2 separate regions of the Homo sapiens genome follow, and region 2 is linked to region 1. A link is an interaction called in ENCODE POLR2A ChIA-PET data of the cell type or tissue named here. Cell type or tissue: GM12878. All regions are shown on one strand. Links, peaks and the distances in the headings refer to the core of each region. The heading gives the core; the rest is flanking DNA.

Region 1 (4,401 bases), core at 81-4,080:
TTTCACTTACAGATACATACGTATGTTGTAAAACTATAATAGACAAATGACAAACACAAAATTCCAAATAATTATTTGAGAGGGAGAGGGCCTTAGGGAACTTCTAAAATGTCGACAACATCTGTATCTTAAGCTGGCTGATGAGTACACAGATATTTACATTTATTATCCCTTTATATATACGTTTATGTATTTTTGTAGTATGAAATACTTCATTAAAAAAAGAGTGAAAATGTAAGACTTCAAAAATGAAGACTACCATTTATGTATAACAATAAAATTAGTGTAAAAAAGTATACAAAGAAAATGTTCAATTCTTTATCTTTCCGTGCTCTATATAATCAGTATTAATCTAAAGACCATAATCCTAGTATGAAAAAAATAACAAGCTTTGACACAAAATCTAAGCATCTGCTTTCCTGGCACTCTTAAGTTAGACAAGAGTAAATATGTTAGCCTCTCAATTCTGCCTCTTCATCTTTCATCTATACTTAGATTTTTCTTTATCTTTGGACTTCTTTGGACTTCTGCTTCGGTCTCTCTTTTTACTCCTTTCTCTTTCATAAAGATCTGTTTGGTATTTTGATTTATGACTATTACTATAATGGCCATCCCTCTCTCGAGATCGGCTACGACTTCGGTTCTGAGTTCGGTCTCTCTTTTCACTCTTTTGTTTCTCCCAACAGCTTTCTTCTTCTTCATAGTGACCAAACCCCATTTCTCTATAGATATCCTGTCAAAGGAAGGGGGAATTACAAGTGAATCAGTAAAATAATCATTTTGTGGGCATTTTCAATTAATAAAACTTAGAAAAGTCTACCATTAGAAGGCTGTTATAACAGCTTAAATGTGAACACTACCACTAATGTCAAGAATCTTGTAAATTACAAAGCAATAAAATAATTCAGAAAAAGGTTTAACAACGTCATTGATTTGTATCTACTATTTTGGCTGAAACGAAGGATCAGCTTCAAAAATATGGAACTGAAATAGCTCAACTGAAATCAGAACATGTCTCTAGAGCAATCTGCAAAATCAAAAATTCTGATTATGTATAGTCTTATTCCCAGCTCCCCACCCTTCACTCCCCCAAAACGTGGTCCCATTATTGATCTGCAATGAAACTACTAAAATTCCCATAAGAATCCTATAAGAAGATATCATTGAAATAACTTAGCAGGAAGAGATCTTAGACAAGTCAGTAAGTCTTAAATAAGAAAATGGAGGCTGGATGCGGTGGCTCACGTCTGTAATCCCAGCACTTTGGGAGGTTGAGGTGGATGGATCACCTGAGGTCAGGAGTTCAAGACCAGCCTGACCAACATGGAGAAACTCTACTAAAAATACAAAATTAGCCAGGTGTGGGGACGCATGCCTGTAATCCCAGCTACTCGGGAGGCTGAGGCAGGAGAATTGCTTGAACCTGGGAGGCAGAGGTTGCGGTGAGCCAAGATTGCCCCACTGCACTCCAGCCTGGGCAACAAGAGCGAAACTCCATCTCGAAAAAAGAAAATGGATAATGTATACTTGGGTCTGAGCAATTAATTTTTAAAGTGTTTTATTTTATAACAGCTCCTCTCTAGATGTTCAAATACATCTTCCATGTTTAGAAAGACAGAAGTTAGAGAGGAGAATTTTTTTTGAGACAAGGTCTTGCTGTCTCCCAGGCAGGAATGCAGTGGCACGATCATGGCTCACTGTAGCTTCAACCTCCCAGGCTCAACCGATCCTTCCCACCTCAGTCTCCTAAGTAGCTGAGACCACAGGCATGTGCCATCACACCTGGCTAATTTTTGTATTTTTTTGTAGAGACGGGGTTTCCCCATGTTGCCCAGGGTGGTCTCAAACTCCTGGGTTCAAGTGATCCCCTCCCACCTCGGCCTCCCAAAGTACTGGGATTACAGGCATGAGCCACCTCACTCAGCTGATTAGGCTTATGTCAAAATTATTATATTTCTTTAAAATGAGTTTTTAAACACTGGTAGAATCCTTTGCCCCAAAGATAATAAAATTGCTACATTTAATTCTACTCTTAGACCACAGCCAATGCTCTTTCAAGAGATACTTTGTAAAATTTAACTTTCTTAAGACTGCCCAAAGGAAAGGAAAATTCTAAGGACTAAACTCCCAAGGGTCTCAACTCTATCACCAGATACCACTGTAGCAGACATAAATGTCAAGGCTTAAAATTCAGAGTGATGAATACCCATGGTTAAGGACTGGGTTTTAAGCAAATTATTAGTTATTCCATATACTGTCTAGATACTGTACACCTTGAGTTTGACAGTGTGTGAAAACAGATGTAACAGGATTGTTATAGTAATAATCACACTGTGTAATACAGTATTATAAACTGATTTGTGATTTTCCACACAATCCCAATAGTTCTTGTCATATTATAAGAGTCCCTGAGGTAGAAAAAATGAGTAGGCATTTTGGTTTAGCCTTTTGCCATCAATTTTCTAGTAAAATATGACATTCTGAGATAAAAGAATTTTTGTGCTTCCTATAACATATACAAAATAGAAATATTCATATACTATTATATCTGTACATCTTGTACTTATTTCTGTATTGGTTGAGACAAACTTTTAAAATGCCGAGACTGCTGGCTGATGTATAAATTTATAAAATCCTCAGTATGTTATTATACAAATGGGCACTTAAGTGCTTTGAGTATTTAAAATAGAAGAGATAAAAGATTATGTAGCACTTCATTCTTTTAAAAATTTGAGGAAGCTGAATATTTGAATTGGACTGAAACTTTAAAATCACTCCTACTCGGGAGTAGTTTTCAAAGCTACACAAGCTTTGAAGTCAGGTAGATCTGGGTTCAAATAGTCTTTGACATTTAGGAGATGTGTCAAACAAGTACTCTTAAGGTTAGAATAATTAGAGAAGGTTTCATGGAGAAGTTAGGATTTCAGATGAGCCTCAAAGGGTAAGTGAGCTTGGGTCTGAATGGGCTGCAAGAAGGCTAATGAAAGTAGTGTAAGTGAAAACTGAAAAGCAAGGAAAAATGAGCCCTGTATGTATGAAGGGGAAAAGTTAAAGTGGCTGAATGAAGCCATGTAAGAGGAGATCCTCCAAGTACATGCTAACACAGTGCTAAGAGCTTTAGGAGTGCAATATCCTCATTCTAGAAATAGGGAAACTGAGACTCAAGAGATCTGCACAGGTTGGAGATAATTTAACTTGACATCCAAAATTAAAAAGGGGGGAGTGGTACAGAATAATGGGGAAAAAATCCAACACCTGACTGAACCAAATAAATGTTAAAATTCTAGCTCTCCCACTATAAAGGCCTAAGGGCCTGTGGGATCAGTATCTTCATATCTAAAGTGAGATAAATGAATTAGATAAGGTCTAGGTCCTTTCCAGTATGAATTTTTAAAAGTTATATTATTTATACATTTAAAACATAAGACAAGATGATTAAACTACCATGTGGCAAAAAAAGAAAAGAAAAAACGAAGAACACAAAATGGCCAATTTAAAGCAATTAACCTAGCAAATGACTTGAAATAAGCAATCAAAAAAAGTCTAATCTAATTAAAAGCTATCCTTGCTCAAGTCTCTGGGACTAAATCAAAGATCTGGTTAAATCTTAGTCACCAAGATAACATTAAATCACTAAAATGACAGAAAAAGTACAGTCAAGAATACAAACACTATGAAAACCCCAGTGGAAAACTGACAACCAGCATGAATACTTCTCAGCAAGGCAACCCCCAGCTGAATACGCATTTCCTGTAACCCCAGTAAAACCCAAACCTCAACAACACAAAAACCATCTCTGGAATTAAGACATGAGGTGGAAAATTAAACAAACGTTTTCGAATTGATTAGTAAGGCTAGTTACTCAATAAAAAACAAAGAATTTGAAGAAATAAGTTAAAATACTCTTGGGAAACCAGACTCACTAAGCAAAACACCGACAAACAGGAAAATATGAACTATAGCTGAAATTTGTCTAGTACTGAAAATTCTCTTTAATGAATTTTAAAAAATAAAAAACAAAATAATAAAAAATCGGGGGGCCATTAAAATCTTAAATACTGATGCTGAGTTTTATTAGGAAGAAGAGAAAATTAATGTAGCTATATCATTAAATCAAAGTACAAAACTTTTTAAAATTTAATATACTTTAAGGGGAGAAGTTAGGAGATCATTATTCAGAATTTAATAATTTTATAGTTAATATTGCCTTAAAATTTCAACTTAAAATTGCCTTAAAATCTTTTTAAAAATACTAATAGCATTCCCCCAAAATCTTGATGCTTTTACTCCATGCAAAATGAGAAGGATATTTGCTACTGTAAGGTTTCAAGTAATCAAACAGCAGAATCAGAAAGACTCACACAAAAAAAACACAACCAGTCTGAAATTTTTTAGACCTCT
Region 2 (4,401 bases), core at 142-4,141, 1.4 Mb after region 1:
TGGTGGTAAAATGCACATAAAATTTACCATCTTAACCATTTTTAAATATACAGTTCAGTGGCATTAAGTACATTCACAAAGGTGACACAAACTCCAGAGAATATGCTGCTTGCAGCTTTGATGATTGTATCAACGGTGATAAGTCTTCCCATGTCTGCAGGAGCAGCTGCAGCTAATTATGCTTACTGGGCCTATGTGCCTTTCCTGCCCTTAATTCGGGCAGTTACATGGGTGGATAATTCTATTGAAGTATATGTTAATAATAGTGCATGGGTACCTGGCCCCACGGATGATCGTTGCCCTGCCCAACCCAAGGAAGAAGGAATGATGATGATTATTTCCACTGGGTATTGTTATCCTCCTATTTGCCTGGGGAGGGCACCAGGATGCTTAATGCCTACAACCCAAAATTGGTTGGTAGAAGTACCTACTGTCAGTGCCACCAGTGGATTTACTTATCACAGGGTAAGTGGAATGTCACTCAGGCCACAGGTAAATTATTTGCAGGACCCTTCTTATCAAAGATGATTAAAATCTAGGCCTAAGGGGAAGCCTTGCCCCAAAGAAATTCCCAAAGGATCAAAAGGCCCAGAAGTTTTAGTTTGAGAAGAATGTGTGGCTGATAGGACGGTGATATTACAAAACAATGAATTCGGAACCATTATAGATTGGGCACCTCGAGGTCAATTCTACTGCAATTGCACAGGACAAACTCAATCGTGTCCCAGTGCACATGTGAGTCCAACTGTGGACAGTGACTTAACAGAAGGTTTAGATAAAAATAAGTATAAAAGGTTAGAGTCTCTATACCCTTGGGAATGGGGTGAAAAGGGAATCTCATCACCTCGACCAAAGTTAGTTAGTCCTGTTACTGGTCCTAAGCGTCCGGAACTTTGGAAGCTTACTGTGGCCTCGCACCACATTAGAATTTGGTCTGGAAATTAAGCTATAAAAACAAGAGATGGTAAGCCATCTTATACTATCGACCTAAATTCCAGTCTGACAATTCCTTTGCAAATTTGTGTAAAGCCCCCTTATATGCTAGTTGTAGGAAAAATAGTTATTAACCCAGATTCCCAAACTATAACCTGTGAAAATTGTAGATTGTTTACTTGCATTGATTCAACTTTTAATTGGCAGCACTGTATTCTACCAGTGAGAGCAAGAGAGGCCATGTGGATCCCTGTGTCCATGGACCAACTGTAGGAGGCTTCGCCATCCATCCATATTTTAACTGAAGTATTAAAAGGAGTTCTAAATAGATCCAAAAGATTCATTTTTACTTTGATTGCGGTGACTACGGGATTAAGTGCAGTCACAGTTATGGCCGCTGTGGCAGGAGTTGCATTGCACTCTTCTGTTCAGACGGTACACTTTGTTAACAATTGGCAAAAAAAATTCTACAAGATTGTGGAATTCACAATCTGGTATTGATCAAAAATTGGCAAATTAGATTAATGATCTTAGACAAAATGTCATTTGGATGGGAGATAAGCTCGTGAGCTTGGAACATCATTTTCAGTTACAGTGTGACTGGAATACGTCAGATTTTTGTATTACACCCCAAGCCTGTAATGAGTCTGAGCCTCACTGGGACATGGTTAGATGCCATCTACAAGGAAGAGAAGATAATCTTACTTCAGACATTTCAAAATTAAAAGAACAAATTTTTGAGGCATCAAAAGCCCATTTAAATTTGGTGCCAGGAACTGAAGCAATTACGGAAGCTACTGATGGCCTCGCAAATCTTAACCCAGTCACTTGGGTTAAAACCATCAGAAGTTCCATTATTATAAATTTCATATTAATCCTTGTGTGCCTGTTCTGTCTGTTGTTAGTCTGCAGGTGTACCCAGCAGCTCCGAAGAGACAGCGACCATCAAGAACGGGCCATGATGACGATGGCAGTTTTGTCAAAAACAAAAGGGAGAATGTGGGGAAAAGAAAGAGAGATCAGATTGTTACTGTGTCTATGCAGAAAAGGAAGACATAAGAAATTCCATTTTGATCTGTACTAAGAAATATTGTTCTGCTTTGAGATGCTGTTAATCTGTAACTTTAGCCCCAACCATGTGCTCGCAGAAACGTGCTGTATCAAATCAAGGTTTAATGGATTTAGGGCTGTGCAGGCTGTGCCTTGTTAACAATGTGTTTGCAGGCAGTATGCCTGGTAAAAGTCATCGCCATTCTCCATTCTCTATTAACCAGGGACACAATGCACTGCGGAAAGGCGCAGGGACCTCTGCCCAAGAAAGCTTGGGTATTGTCCAAGGTTTCCCCCACTGAGACAGCCTGAGATATGGCCTCATGGGAAAGGAAAGACCTTACATCCCCCAGCCCGACACCCATGAAGGGTCTGTGCTGAGGAGTAGTGAAAGAGGGAGGCCTCTTTGCGGTTGAGATAAGGGGAAGTTTTCTGTCTCCTGCACGTCCCTGGGAATGAAATGTCTCAGGGTAAAGCTGATCATGAGATAGGAGAAAACCACCCTGTGGCTGGAGGCAAGATATGCTGGCAGCAATACTGCTCTGTTACTCTTTGCTACACTGAGATGTTTGTGTAAAGGGAAACATACATCTAGCCTACATGCACATCCAGGCACAGTACTTTTCCTTGGACTTATTCATGATACAGATTCCTTTGCTCACATGTTTCCCCTCTGACCTTCTCCACATCACCCTGTTGCCCTGCCACACTCCCCTCACCAAGATAGTAAAAATAGTGATCAATAAATACTGAGGGAACTCAGAGACTAGCACCGGTGCAGGTCCTCACATGTTGAGCACCGGTCTCCTGGGCCCACTGTCCTTTCTCTGTACTTTGTCTCTGTGTCTTATTTCTTTTCTCAGTCTCTCGTCTCCACCTGACGAGAAATACCCACAGGTGTGGAGGGGCAGGCCCCCTTCACATGTTGGTCAGGCTGGTCTCGAACTCCCGACCTCAGGTGATCTCCCCACCTTGGCCTCCCAAAGTGTTGGGATTACAGGTGTGAGCCATCGCACCCGGCCCACTTTCTAATTTTTTCTCCTACTGTTTTTCCCTCCGTAGTCTCTTTTGTGGCATTGTCTTCCTCTGCTTCTTTCTTGTTTGTGTTTTTTGGTGCTATTGTAGGTCCTCCTGTCTTCTATACACTCTCTCGGTGATCTTACCCATAACCATGGTTATCAAATCTGTATCTCCATTTTTGAACTTTCTCCTGAGCTATACATCCATGGATCCAACATCCTACTCCACATCTCCACTCTGATATCCCATAGGCATGCCAATCTTGATAGGGCTAAGCCTGTTGCTTCTCTCCTCTGGTCTTCCTCTAGGAATAGCACCACCTATACTTCAAGCCAGAAAGTGGGGCTTCATCCTTGACAACTTCCTTCCATATACCCTCTAAATCAATCAAATCCTAAAGGCTACCAATGGTTCCTCTTACTTATCTCATGAATCCATCCACTTTTCACCAATCCATTGGTCAAGGATATACTCAGGAACTTCTCGTTTCTTCTCCTGTTACTGAAACAGTCTTCGGATTTGTCTGCTGCCTTCACTTTCTATTGTCTACGCTGTCGCTGCTGTGATCCTTCTACAACACACATCTGAGATTGCCACTCTCCTAATTCTAAATCCTTCAGTTGTTTTCCACTGCTTTCAAAATGCAATGCAATGGGCTGGGCGCAGAGGCTCACTCCTGTAATCCCAACACTTTGGGAGGAGGCCGAGGAGGGCAAATCACCTGAGGTCAGGAATTTGAGAGCAGCTTGGCCAAGATGGCGAAACCCTGTCTCTGCCAAAAACACAAAATTAGCCAGGCATGGTGGTTGGCTGTAATCCCTGCTACTTGGGAGGCTGAGGCAGGAGAATTGCTTGAACCTGGGAGTGGAGGCTGCAGTGAGACAAGATTGCGCCACTGCACTCCAGCCTGGGCAATAAAGCTAGATTCCATCTCAAAAAAAAAAAAAAAATGCAATGCAATGGTTTCGTGACCTGCCACAACGTGGCCCTGCCCAGCTCTTCTTACTTGCCATTGCTACTCATTTTCCCCTGCCCTCCCCACTCGACTGAACAGCTCTCAGTATCTCAAATTCATCATGCTCTCTTCTACTCCAGACTTTTGCTCATGTTGTTCCTTCATTTCCAACATTCCCACTTTTCCAACACTGACCTTCCCTTAGCTCATTTCCTTCCCTTAGCTGACCTTCCCTTAGCTCAACTGCTAAGGTCTTGCCTCCAGCTGCCACCTCTTTCACTTTCTTCAGGAAGCCTTTTTTTTTTTTTTTTTTTTTTTTTGAGACAGGGTCTCACTCTGTTGCCCAGGTTGGAGTGCAGTGACACGCTCACAGCTCATTGCAGCCTCAATCTCCCAGCTCTGCCAGTAAACAGATGGGCCTCTCTGGACCCCAGTTTCCAAAG

Evidence for each region. ChIA-PET counts read pairs that join two places held together with the same protein. Peaks named below come from ENCODE experiments on the same cell type or tissue, not always from the same donor. Only the 100,000 strongest peaks of a DNase experiment are listed, where the experiment ranks them.
Region 2: POLR2A ChIA-PET joins it to region 1 with 5 read pairs; 1 of 35 experiments calls an interaction of 5 or more read pairs at or near these places.

What each region holds. Positions count from the first base shown.
Region 1 is chr6:149,504,972-149,509,372 of GRCh38, forward strand. It overlaps PPIL4 (peptidylprolyl isomerase like 4), which reads right to left. Exons shown (of 13, transcript NM_139126.4): 13 at 1-733. The coding sequence ends at 482. Among named protein-coding and RNA genes, the nearest start is that of ZC3H12D, 22 kb to the left of the region's middle. In GM12878, for the core only: no CTCF peak of the experiment used is centred there; no DNase peak of the experiment used is centred there; H3K27ac peaks cover 365 bases.
Region 2 is chr6:150,859,535-150,863,935 of GRCh38, forward strand. No RefSeq gene overlaps it. Among named protein-coding and RNA genes, the nearest start is that of MTHFD1L, 4.0 kb to the right of the region's middle. In GM12878, for the core only: no CTCF peak of the experiment used is centred there; a DNase peak (open chromatin) is centred at 2,427; H3K27ac peaks cover 358 bases.